2 separate regions of the Homo sapiens genome follow, and region 2 is linked to region 1. The links are chromatin loops, found by intact Hi-C in ENCODE. Cell type or tissue: dorsolateral prefrontal cortex. All regions are shown on one strand. Each heading gives the region's core, and the rest is flanking DNA. Links, peaks and the distances in the headings are about the cores only.

Evidence for each region. Peaks named below come from ENCODE experiments on the same cell type or tissue, not always from the same donor. Only the 100,000 strongest peaks of a DNase experiment are listed, where the experiment ranks them.
Region 2: it touches region 1 in a loop (9-fold over the local background); 72 of 110 quality-filtered maps call a loop at or near these places.

What each region holds. Positions count from the first base shown.
Region 1 is chr9:100,597,338-100,607,837 of GRCh38, forward strand. No RefSeq gene overlaps it. Among named protein-coding and RNA genes, the nearest start is that of CAVIN4, 25 kb to the left of the region's middle. RefSeq lists an enhancer at 1,410-1,704. In dorsolateral prefrontal cortex, for the core only: CTCF peaks have their summits at 5,208 (motif pointing right) and 5,412; a DNase peak (open chromatin) is centred at 5,191.
Region 2 is chr9:101,310,752-101,313,251 of GRCh38, forward strand. It overlaps PLPPR1 (phospholipid phosphatase related 1), which reads left to right. Exons shown (of 8, transcript NM_207299.2): 6 at 2,047-2,223. Among named protein-coding and RNA genes, the nearest start is that of BAAT, 73 kb to the right of the region's middle. In dorsolateral prefrontal cortex, for the core only: CTCF peaks have their summits at 1,110 (motif pointing left) and 1,310; no DNase peak of the experiment used is centred there; H3K27ac peaks cover 2,089 bases.

The DNA.
Region 1 (10,500 bases), core at 4,239-6,738:
AAGACTTGGCACTCATCCCTCCAGATGCTGGGAGTTTTGACGGCTGATGGCTCTCGCCCAAGTCTGTCTCCAGGAATTGCCCTCAGCAGAGAAAGCCACCTCACCCAAGGTCATGCCCCCTCCTGAGAGCAGCCCACATTGAGTGACGGGTTGACTGAGGGATATGTGTGTGGCTTCTGGCTTCAGCGTGGAACAGCTCTGAAGGACCTTCCTGGGTCCAGAGCTTGCCATAGCATTGGCTGAGGCCCCGGTTTAAACCTCACTAAGTGTTCAACTCCTTGTCTCTGTCCTTCATCCTTCAGCCCTCACAGGTGCTGTTCATGAGAGCATCACTCAATAAGCCACCTACAATATCTCTGAGTCTGTTTCCTAGGGAAGCCAGCCCACAGCTGGGCATGATGGAGAGGGAGGAGTCTAAGGTGGCTCCTGGATTTCTGGCTTGAGACAGCACATGATGTTATCCAGTGAGAAGAGGGACAAAGAAGAAAGTGTACAGAAGTTGAAGCAGGTTTGCTGGAAAAGATATGTTTTGGGGGTGCTAAGTCTGAGGTGCCTGTGGGATAGCCAGGAGTTTGAAGCTCAGAGGAAAGATCTAGACTAGAGGTACAGATTTGGGAGTCATCAGCAAGGCAAAAACAATGGCATTAAGGAGATCTTCACCCCATAAAAGTGTGGAGTGTGAAAAAAAAACAACTAACCAGGAAGCATGTGTGTGGGAGCCAACAGAAATGGGCAGGGGAAGGAAGACACACTTCTGGCAAATATAGTGATCAGAGAGTTTGGAAAACCGGGAGTGTGAGCATTGTGGATGACAGAGGGATTTGCAGCAGTTTCAGATAGATGTGTCAGGAGCTGCAGAGAGAGCAGCATGGAAAAGTGTTCATTGGGGTGCATGACAAGGTCGCTGAGGACCTTGCTGAGAGCAGTTTGAGTGGAGTGGGTAGAAGCAGCCAGATTCCAGTGAGTTGGGGAGATGGGGTGGGAGGAGAAGAGACAAATGTGATAACCTTTGATAACGCTCATGAGATGGGGACAGGAGAGGTAGGTAGGGACAGAGCACAGAAAACAGGAGGGTATTTGTAAATGATGGGGGAGATGAGCTGAAGGAGAAGGCCCAGCCAAGAAGGGGTAAAGCGAAGGCCGCAGGTGTGGCAACTGGTTAAAATTCTTGAGCAGGTGGAAGAAGACTGAGCAAACAAAATTAATCCTGGAGAGGAAGAACCAAATCTCAGGCGCCAGAAGTGACGGAAGCAGGTAACAACAGCCACAATTTATTATGCTCTTTATTTAAGGCAAGGAACTTTAAGTACTTTAACCCTCACAACAAATCTACTCTCGAATACCACGCACCTGGCCGGAGCTGGTGGGGCTGCGGAGGCCTGGCCTCTCTCCCTGGAGCCCCGCCCAGTCCCCAGGTAGGCGGGGGAGCGTACGCTTCCGGCAGGACAGGGTGGTTCCAGAACCCACCGCTCGCTCTCTTGAAACCGGCTCCGCGGGCAGGAGGAGGGAATTTTGCATTTCCCGCAGTAAGCGCGCCGGGGCCGGGGAGGAGCCACATGAAAAGCGCTAATGGCGTAACGCATGCGCGCCGCGGAGAGCCGGTGCAGAGCCGGCGCAGGCGCCGAGGTCTGCGGGGCGGGTGTTCTCTTCCCGTCTCCGTCAGCATCCAGGTTCAGCGCCCGGCTTGAGTCCGGTTTGTTTTGTAGGAATTCCTGTTAATTCCTGTCGCAGTCTAGCCGTCTACCAATAGGAAATTTGTTAAAATATAGTGATGTACATATGATGGGCTATTTTCGCAGCTCCACTCACGCAAACCAGAAATGTAAATTATTCCCTTGTCTTGGTCTCCTTATAGTTGAAAAATTATTCTCTCCTGGCACTGTTTTATTTATGGCTGGCGACTGAGCTGTTTAAGCTTTGCAGTTTCTGTCTCGTTGGTTGAATTAGACTTACGAACAAATTGTCCATATGATGACAAGAGGGCAATGATGACTGAGTTTTTCCTGGGCCAAGCGGGTCAGTGGTAGGGAGTTGGCTACTTGGAAAAAAATTCTCCTTAAGACACTTCCTCTCGAAGGTGAGAGCTCAGCAGAAGGGGATTGGGGCCTCACTGTCAGATGCGTAAGTTGAGGGGGTTGTCGTCAGGAGTCCGCTGGAGGGGAGGCATTGCTTGAGGAAACTTTGAAAGGGCTCCACAAGAAAAAAAAAATCAGCCTTCAGAATTTGCCACACCTGAAAGGCACCATTGTGCCTCCAGATTTCTTGGATGGGAATCAAACAGCAGTGCACTGCATCCCTTGGACTGCAAGCTCCCTGAGTGGTCCCTCAGAGGCCCTCTTTGGTAAGCTTGAGGTTAGAAGCAGGCCCCTCACACCACCTCCTTTGGTTGCGGGTTCAGCAGATCTCTCCAAAGGATCCTCACTTGACCTCTCTTCCCATCTCTATTCTTTGACCTCATATCTTCTTTATGGACAGATAATGAATTCAAGGTTTTAGCCAAGTCCTGCTTTGCAAATCCACCAGGATGGTCTGTTTCACTACTGATTCTGAGATATGGATTCACACTTCCAAATGAGAAGAATTTTAGTTTGGTACTGCAGCATTATGCAAACCAACCTACAAGCAGGCAACACTTTCATGGAACAAAAGAGCTTACTCAACTCTTAGAAACCACGACTACCCCTACATTCAGATTTGTCGAAATCCTGGTTCCACCAACCAGCAGAACTCAATTCTAAGCGATTCTTTCTCAGCACACTTCCTATGTGTGCCATTATATTGAGAGAGCTGAATTCAGAGGAGTATCAGGAGAGGGAAACTGTTCTTTTCCCACTGACCATCTCAGGCATATTCTTACAACTTCTTTCGTCACTCTCAGATAATAAAAATTTTTCTAGTTACTTTTAGACCCAAAGTAATCTTATTTGAGTTATGAAAATTCCAGTCCAATATCAAAATCATATAACAACTTTCTCTATCCAATTGTAAACTCTCCACCTTCAGTGAAGTCTTAAAAAAAATTAAACCATGCCAAAGGGTTTATTTAAAAAGCAATCGTCAGTAGTCATTTGCCCTACTTCTGTCTCCAGCCACGGTTCCACTGCCTAGAGGAAGCCATTCTAAACGCTTATTTTTGTGTTTAGTAAATTATAGTTGTTGATAAATTTACGTTAACCCTGGCTTCTCAGTAGGAGCTCAGGTTCTGCCACTTGGCGATTTAATGTTTGGGAGACGTGAGAGATGACTCAGAGACATGCTGTGACATTTCATCTCCTCACCTGGACTCCCCTCCACCCATTTTCTTGAGATAGCAGGTAGCTCGAAGGCCTGTATGAAGCCCCAAAAGGCCAGGATTGCTGGCTGTCAGCCAAAAGGCCTTATCACAAGCCATGCTCGCTGTTGTCTAGTAATTTTTTAGATCCAAAGGCCTGCCCTTGTGGGCCTGGCTTTGACAGTGTTTGTTTGCATGGATTAGGGAGTGGCTTTTGTTGGAACTGATGTTCTTGTTAAGCCTGGCAAGTCTGTCTCTTGGGAGCAACACTACTCCTTTGCCTTTTGTATACAAAGAATGGACTCCACACAGCTGGTGCTGCCAATCTCTTGTCTTACGACCCGTGTATGACAGCTGACTCTCCTTGGTCTCTTAGCCATACTTTTCGAGGCAGCTCTTCTGCAAGGTCAGTGAGCACAGGGACATAAGCCATGCTATTTGGTGTCCTTCCCATAATCCATTGGGAACTTGCTCATGTATTTGCTCCAGAACCTATAGGTTATTATCTCCTTTTCTTCCCTCTCCTGGGCTACTTAAGCACCCCCTAAGTGGTTTATTTGCATCCACTTTTACTCTTCTTCTAGAAAGCTCTCCATATAAGAGGCCAATGTTTACTGGTTATCAATTTATGGCCCCTCAGTTTCAAATCCACTCTGCATTGCCTTCTTTGGCTGGGCCCTTTAAATATGTTTCCTTTGCCACCTGGCATGTTGCTAAGCTTTGTCAGCAGAGGGCACTGGAGAGACACTGGAGGAGGAAGGAGTTTTCTCTCCTAGTTGGGCTGTATGGCTCTCTGGCTCTCTGCAGCCTCCTGCAGTGTGCATAGATTTCCCAGGGCCCACCTCCTGTGGGCAGCTTCACAGGTGCCAGGCTCCTAAGCCCAGCTCCTGTAGTGCATCATGGCCAGCAGCACCCAGTGGCCAGAAGCTTCCTGTGGCATGCTCTTGGGCAGTTTCATTATGGAGTGTCTCTGGAGAGTTACCTCCTTTTGAATGGCTTTCCCTGGTACCCTAGAGGGTGCATTTTTCAGTAAGTTCCACCACTGAGACTTCTGTGTTGTCCAGTAAGCCACGGCCATGGCGTCTCCAACAAGCTCCAGATCTCAGTAGGAGGCTCCTCCTCGGTTAGTGGCAGTTCCTTGTATCGGCTATGCTTGGAATTCTTTCTCTCTCTTGTCTCCAGTTTTCTTTATTTCCCACAGACCATCCCTTGTGACTCCAATTTCCTGTTAAAAAGCTAATAATCTTTGATGTTAAATTTTCCCTGTTCAAATTGCTGCATAGTTTCTGTTTCCTGATTGGACCCTGACTGATACAGGGTGTGATCTTTTTTGAAATGTAAACCTGATTCTGTCACTCTGCCTTGCATAAACTGTTTTATAGGTTCACTCTGATTATGGGATAAATAAAAAACACCTCCTTTTATGCCTTCTGAGGCCCTGCACCATCTGGCCCCTCTTTACCTCCTGGCCTTATCTCATACCAGAGTCCCCCCTAGCTTTTCTCCACCACATGGTTTTTACAGTTACTGCTTCTCTCTCTGGAGTCATCTTCTCTCACTTGTTCACCTGGCAAATCCCTACTCATCTCAGACCTCAGTTGAATCGTCTTATTCTCAGGGATGTCTTCTCCACCTTTCCTGCCTAGGCTGAATCCACTTTATCCACTTTCCAAGCATGATGGACAGCTCCTTCAGACCATTTTTCACAGCTGTAATTTTATATATGTTCGTGTAATTTTTCGGATTAATATCTATCTTTTCTTCTACAGTTGTAAGCTCCCTGAGGGCAAGGGACTATTGCTTTCTTGCCTCCCTGTAGAGCCCCTGTGTCTAGCATATGTTACAAAGAGCCTGTTACAAAGCAGGTATTCCAGCTTGTTCCAGTCTTGGTCCAGTGATTTTCCTGTCCATATTCCAATTTGCCACAAGATGGCAGGCTAAGCTACTCTGGTACTTGATATCCTTTGAGAAAGAAGTGGCACTTCAGGTTAAAATGCCTTTGAGTCGGGAGATCTCTTTGAAGTGAGTGTGATTGAGTCACTTAATACAGAAGACTTCTCTGAAAACATCCTCTGCATCTTCACTTCTTCACTGACCCAGAGGAACTGTATGGAATACTGTCAAGCAAGACAGCTTCTCTTCTGCTTGCTTGAGAGGCTACTGCATGATTTAGGAAACAGTTTTAGGGAAAGCACAAGAACCCTGTGCTCTGAAAATAGGGACACATAGGGAATATAATATTCACTGCTCTTTGTCTCACACTTTGTTTTGTCACTTTGTGACACTTTGTGTCACACACAGTTTTTGAACTGTGAGTTCTAAAAGAAAGGCCTAGAGAAAGAGGTCAGCAAACAATGGCCCTAGGGCTAAATTTCTCTCTCTACCTGCTTTTGTGAATGAAGTTTAATCGGCGCACAGCCATGCCCATTTGTTGGCATATCTTAAGTCTTTTGCACAACTATGAATAATTATTGTTACCAGAAAGGGGTCCCAATCCAGGCCCCAAGAGAGGATTCTTGGATCTCATGCAGGAAAGAATTCCAGTCGAGTCCATAGAGAAAAGTGAAAGCAAGTTCATTAAAAAAGTAAAGGAATAAAGAATGGCTACTCCATAGGCAGAGCAGGGCATTCCCGAAAGCAAGAGGAGGGATGCACCCAACTAGGTACACTTCTTGTTTATATTATGGGGAGAGGCGTTCTACTACAAGGGTTTGTGATATGGTTTTTCTGTGTCCCCACCCAAATCTCATCTTGAATTCCCAAATGTTGTGGGAGGGATCTGGTGAGGTAATTGAATCATGGGGCAGATCTTTCCCATGCTGTTCTTGTGATAGTGAATGGGTCTCACAAAATCTGATGGTTTTGAAAATGGGAGTTTCTCTGCACAAGCTCTGTTTTTGTTTGCTACCATCCACATAAGATGTGACTTTTCCTCCTTGCCTTCCGCCACGATTTTGAGGCCTCCCCAGCCATGTGGAACTGTAAGTCCATTAAACCTCTTTCTTTTATAAATTGCTCAGTCTGAGGCATGTCTTTATCAGCAATGTGAAGATGGACTAATACAGTTTGTGATAAAGGATTAATTTTCTTAATTACTATATTTTGCAGCAATTGATATTATTATCTTTAAAGCAAAATTACGAATGCTTCTGTTCTCAAGATATTGGGATATCAGGACATTCCTGAGTCTAGGTCTGTTTAGTAGATGTTACCAATTTGTTCCCTTAACCATAAGCATCTGGAGGCTAGGAATACCTAAGTTCCTGGGAATGCAGCCCAGCGAGTCCCAGCCTCATTTTACCCAGCCCCTATTCAAGATGGAGTTGCTCTGGTTCAAATGCCTCTAACATTACGACAGAGACCATATGTTCTGCAAAGCCAAAAATAATATCTGACCCTATAAAGACAAAGTTTGTGAACTTCTGGTCTAGATGGATATAAACTTTTTAGAAGCCTTAATATCTGGTTAGCATTTAACTGACTTTTCATGAAAAATAGTGATTTGACCCTTTTGGGGAAAGACTTGATTTCCTTCTGGGAAGCAAACGTTCTGGGTAGAATGATATAGATTCTTAAGGTTTCTTAGAAATGGAAATATAAATCAGAATTATATTTATAAATTCATTTCAGGAATTAAATATTCAAGTGTGCTATATCTTTTTCTCTTTTAAGTGGGAAAAAATGGGCCTATATGATGTGAATTCCTTATAGTTTCTTAGCATACTTTCCCACAGCGGGACTAGTAAGTCACTGTTATACTAATTACAGTATTCCCACCTTATCTGTAGTTTTGCCTTCTGCAGTTTCAGTTACCTGTGGTCAACCACAGTACAAAAATATTAAATGGAAAATTCCAGAAACAAACAATTCATAAGTTTTAAGTTGAGCACTGTGCTAGTAGCATGATGAAATCTCACGCTGTCCTGCTTCCTTACTTCATTTCATCATGTAGGCATTTTATCATTTCACATCAACACAAGAAGGGTGAGTATAGTACAGTAAGATATTTAGAGAGAGGGCATATCCACATAACTTTTATTACAGTATGTACACACACACACACACACACACACACACACACACACACACACATATATATTTATTTTGAGACAGAATCTTGCTTTGTTACCCAAGCTGGAGTGTAGTGGCACAATCTTGGCTTACCGCAACCTCCACCTCCTGGGTTCAAGCGATTTCTTGTGCCTCAGCCTCTGAGTTGCTAGAATTACAGGTGTGCACCATCACGCCTGGCTAATTTTTGTATTTTTAGTACAGATGGGGTTTTGCCATGTTGGCCATGCTGGTCTCGAACTCCTTGCCTCAAGTAATCCATCCTCAAGTAATCTTGGCCTCCCAAAATGCTGGATTACAGGCATGAGCCACCGTGCCTGGCCTATTACAGTATATTGTTATAATTGTTCTACTATATTATTGTTTTTAATCTCTTACAGTGCATAATTTGTGAATTAAACTCTATTGTATGTATAGGAAAAAAGATAGGATATATAGGGTTCAGTACTATTCATGATTTCTGGCATCCACAGGGGATCTTGGAATGCATCCCTTGCAGATAAGGGGGGGACTACAGTACTTCATTTGTCAAGATACTGATCAAAGGCCCTGTACTTCTATAGCTATTTACCTTTCATTCAAAAAGTATTCTTGGCATGGATGGTGTGCTTATTTATGAATTTGTAAGTACTCAGACATTGCTGAGTCGGAATAAGGTTAATTCATTTTGCAAATTTTACATAATCCACTTTAAATCCACTTTATTCAGAACCTCTTCCTGCCAAACATTTTGAGGAGGTAATGGATATTCCTTACCATTTCTTAGTGTTCTTATAAAAACAGGCAAATCAGAATCAAGCCAATTATCTTTGAGCATACACAGATAAGAGATTAGCTGGACCCTGTTAGGTCCCCTTAGTTTAGGCAGATGATTGCTATGGCTCAACAAGAGGGTCTGTTCCCCGGCAAGGTCTGCAGAAAGAAGCTGCCAGAAGGAGAATTCTGTGCTCATGAATATTTGTGAGAACAAAGCAGGCAGGCTGTCTATCCTCCCCTTAATGGTGCCTTTTTTGTAGAAAGTTTTTCAGGCATATAGGGGAATCTCTTTTTTATAGTCCAAAGTAATTATGCAATCAGATTTCCTATCTACCAAAGGATTGGGCATGGAAGGGTTTTAGAGACATATATTGTAGTTAAATGTATTTTAAAAATATTATATGTTATTTCAGAACCTTTTTTCCTTTGTTTGTAATGTATGGCTATAATTATTTACATGATACATATTTATGGGATTTTAGTGTTTAACTCCAGTTCTTGGTTGTTGCAGGGTTCTTAATGTTGATTTATGCTTCAGCATGCTGATTTCTTCAAGCACTTTAAACAATGAAGGTATTTGTGTTATATATTTCACACATTTTCTGCACACTTGCCTTTATGAGAGTATCTTTGCTTTTGTACATATAAAAAAGTGGGTGTAACATTTTGATTCACAACCATTCCTTGAAAAAGAAACCACTATAATAATAGTGTTGAAGGGCAATTAAAAATATATAAAATCATGACTTTCATACAGATATAAAATGAACATGTATAAAGAGTTTATTTAACTTATTAATTAATGAAGGAGGCAGTTAAAATGTTACAGTTGGTTCAAAGGGAAATTAAAAGAACCACACATTATATAGGAAAATAAAGAATACTGGAATGAATTTACAAATAGATGTAAAACAGATCTATCTATGAGGGAAAAATCAATGATGTTCTAGAGAAAATTAATTTACATTTTTATGGACAGAAATAATTTACATTGTTTTCTATTTTCTACAACTTACAGAGTTGTAAAATAGCTCAAAGATGATGAAAGGTTAATATAACCTGGAAGGGTGTGCTAGACAGACACTTAGTAATTTCTCTGGCTCATTTCAATGTCTTTAATAACCTTTTTCCTACAATAATAACATTAGTGTTTAGTATATCTGGTATAATTATAAACATATTATATATCTTAATAAACCTTCACCAAATTATCTTTATTGTAGAGATGAGAAAATGAAGACATTGAGATTTTAATTTGCTCACAGTAAAATGAAGGAGCTAGAATTTGAAAATACGTATGCTATCATATATATATAAAATCATACATATATATAAAATTATACAGATGTATAAAAGCATACATATATGTAAAATATATATGCAAAAAATTATTAAGACAAAAGAATGTAGTCTTTATCAGTGGTTTATGGGATATCCATGATTTGTGTTTAAAAAAAAAGGAAGATGTAGAGTAATGTGTGTAGAATTATTTTATTTCTATAAAAACAAACTTACATGGGGCAACAGGAACTCTCATTCATAGCTGGTGGAAATGCAAAATGGTACAGCCACTTTGGAAGACAGCTGGGATACTGTTATCATACATGACAGCAGTTGCATTCCTTGGTATTTCCAAATGAGTTGAAAACCTAGGTTCACACAAAACCAGCAGATGGTTGTATATAGCTCTCATCCTTATCCATATTTGTCAAAACTTGGAAGTAATCAAGATGTCCTTCCTAGGTGAACTGACAAACTGTGATACATCCAGACAATGGAATATTATTCCATTGTTTATTCCATTGTTTTTAGACAGTAGAGTCCTCCTAATCGTACAAGGAAGTAAGTTACCAAACTATGAAAAGACATGGAAGAATCTTGAAGGCTTATTAAAGAAGCCAATCTGAAAAGGCTACATACTGTATAATTCCAACTGTAGGACATTTTGGAAAGGAAAACTATAAAGACAGTAAAAAGATCAGTGATTGCCAGCATTTAGGAGGCAGGGGGGATGAAGAAGCAGAGCACAGAGGATTTTTAGGGTCAAGAAATGATTCTGTACCATACTATAACTGTGGATATGATATTATGTATGTCAAAACCCATAGAATGTATAATACCAAGAGTGAGCCCTAATATAAACTATGGACATTGGGTGATAATGATGTGTCCATGTAGGTTCATTGATGATAACAAATGGACCGCTCTGGTGCTGGATGCTGATAGTGGGGGAAGTGATGTTGGGGTGGGAGGAAGAGAGCATATGAGCACTCTGTGTACTTTCTACTCAATTTCTCTGTGTACCTAAAACTATTCTAGAAAATAAAGTATATTGAAGAAAACCAAGCAACCAACCACCCAAGCACACTGACCAAATAGCTAACCAGCAAACAAGCCAAACC
Region 2 (2,500 bases), core at 1-2,500, 710 kb after region 1:
ATAGTGCCTTTGTGTCCCATTTACAGGATCACATCGATAGGGTTATTTTGTCAACCACCAACTATGTGACATGAGTATGTGAAAAAAAGGACTTCAGCTGTCCCCACATTAAAGAAACAAGGATGCAAATAACACAGAAGCCTCAATTTACAAAACAGATTATAGCTCAGTTAAATGTCTTTGCTTTATCAAAAACAAAACCAAACCAAAAAACCTCTATGCAGGTATTTTTTTTAAACAAATAAAGCCCTCTGAAGTATCCAACATATTTTCAAATTTTCAGAATGTTGATTTTTCCTAATTATCTAGAACCTAAACAATGTATTCTTGTGCCTTTTCCTGTATTTTTTATCAGACTCAAGTCATTGCTGTGTGAAATTAATTTTTATAGTACCATTATAAAAATTATTCTGTTACTTATAATAAACTACTGTCTCAACAAATGAGATACGAAGTTCTTTGGGCAAGAAAGAAGTAAATATCATCAGCTCACACAGAATAAATGTGACTATAACATGTTCTCAAGGATTCAGATGTTATCCAATTCAAATCATGCCTCACAGACTATAGTCAGATAAACCCTGATATAAGATTCCAATTGCATAAATCTTCTGAGCCGCTATTACATGTCAAATGCTTTCAGAAATTACTCAACAAGGATTTCCTAAGTACTGGTTAATACTATGAAGAATACCAACTAACCATAGGCTCATGCTTTTAATAGTTTTTAATCTTTCTTATAGGAAAGATTTATGACAGATATAATTGGAAAACATAATAGCATGAACAACTGAATATATGCAGCATAGGTTTTAAGTAACATTTACCAGAGTCTGAAAATAGTGTAATAATATGCTGTAATTTATGTAACTGTGATGTAACCAGTTTTATAGGGAATCTGTTATATAGAAGAGATTCCTATCTTCTGGTATTCTCACCAGTGTTGAGGTATCATTCTAGAATATTAAGAATTTCTATTGTAATACTGTAAAATGCGTCTATTTTAACTTATATGTGCTCAGGCCATATACACATACTATATAAGTATCAGCATATTATTTTTTAGAATTGCTAAGCTCACATAGCACATTTGTTAAGAAATGATAGACCAATGGTGCCCTCTAGTGGTGTTTTGTAACTACTACCAAAGGTTAGCTAAAAAAGTGTACTTACATGAAAAAGGCATGGCTTCCTAACTCTAAACCACCAGGGACACATTTGCTAACTGAACCTGTAAAACGTCAGAGTCTTACCCAGCACCTCACAACAAACTAATAACAGCCGCCTACATCTCAGGTGTCATAACGTGTATCATCTTTTACTTAGCTCAGGTCTTCTTGACCTTTTGTATCTTGTGGAACACACAGAAAATTTTAATATTTTAAGAAACAGTGGAGTAAATGAATGAATAAAGCTGATCACAGCTGTCCTGAGGAATGTATGAGTCAATTTACTAGCACAGCTGAAACCTATTTATGTGATGCAGTTGTTGGGAGGTTCTAATTCAGCCTATCAACTAACTCATCAGTCAACACTTTGTTGGTATTAATCACCTGAAGGTGTGACAAAGCAACTAGGAACTTTTGGGGACACAAAAAATAAAATGTACGGTCACTTACAGTCACTCTCCTACCTGGTCTTCTCCACCAAAAGCTTCATTCCCATAGAAGGTTTATTTGGTATCTCAGACTCTCATATGGATTTCTTATACCCCAAATGATATTTAAACTTGTCACATAAAAACTGCATGTTCTGAATCTAATCGTTAATGCGTTCTTTGTGTCACTAATAACTTCTGTTGACATGTCCACTAGATTACAAAAGACTGAAGAATGTACATCTGTTCATTGTTCTTGCTGCACTGATTTCCTACCTAAATAATTTATTAAATATCTTAATGGAGTTGTTCAAGGAATACTAGTTAGTGTGGTTGCTTTGACACAAGCCCCTGCTTGTGTATGCTGGTGTATGTACCTGCTTGCTTGCATGTGTACTCATAGCACAAGGCAGCTGCCTGGTCACTCCCTGGCCTCTGTCCTATTCCAGATGTATATTACAAGCACAATCAAGACGAAGAGCAGTCGACTGGCCAAGCCGGTGCTGTGCCTCGGAACTCTCTGCACAGCCTTCCTGACAGGCCTCAACCGGGTCTCTGAGTATCGGAACCACTGCTCGGACGTGATTGCTGGTTTCATCCTGGGCACTGCAGTGGCCCTGTTTCTGGTAGGTTGACTTCCCTCTTTTTACCTTTTCCCCCTCTTCTACTCTCTGAAAAACTGTGAGTCAGGTTTCCCAGACTTCACCATCTGTGTTCCTTTCGTCCCAACCTTGTGAATTACAATTATTCTCCAAGTATTATACATGCTTTTGCTACAAAAATGATTTCAAAACACTCTTTCCTTTCAGAAACTGGATTGCCAAATTCCTTCTGGGTGGCAGGGAGAGAATTGCCCCTAGAAGTACAGCTGGCTCTACCCCTTTCAACACTGGGCTTGGGACT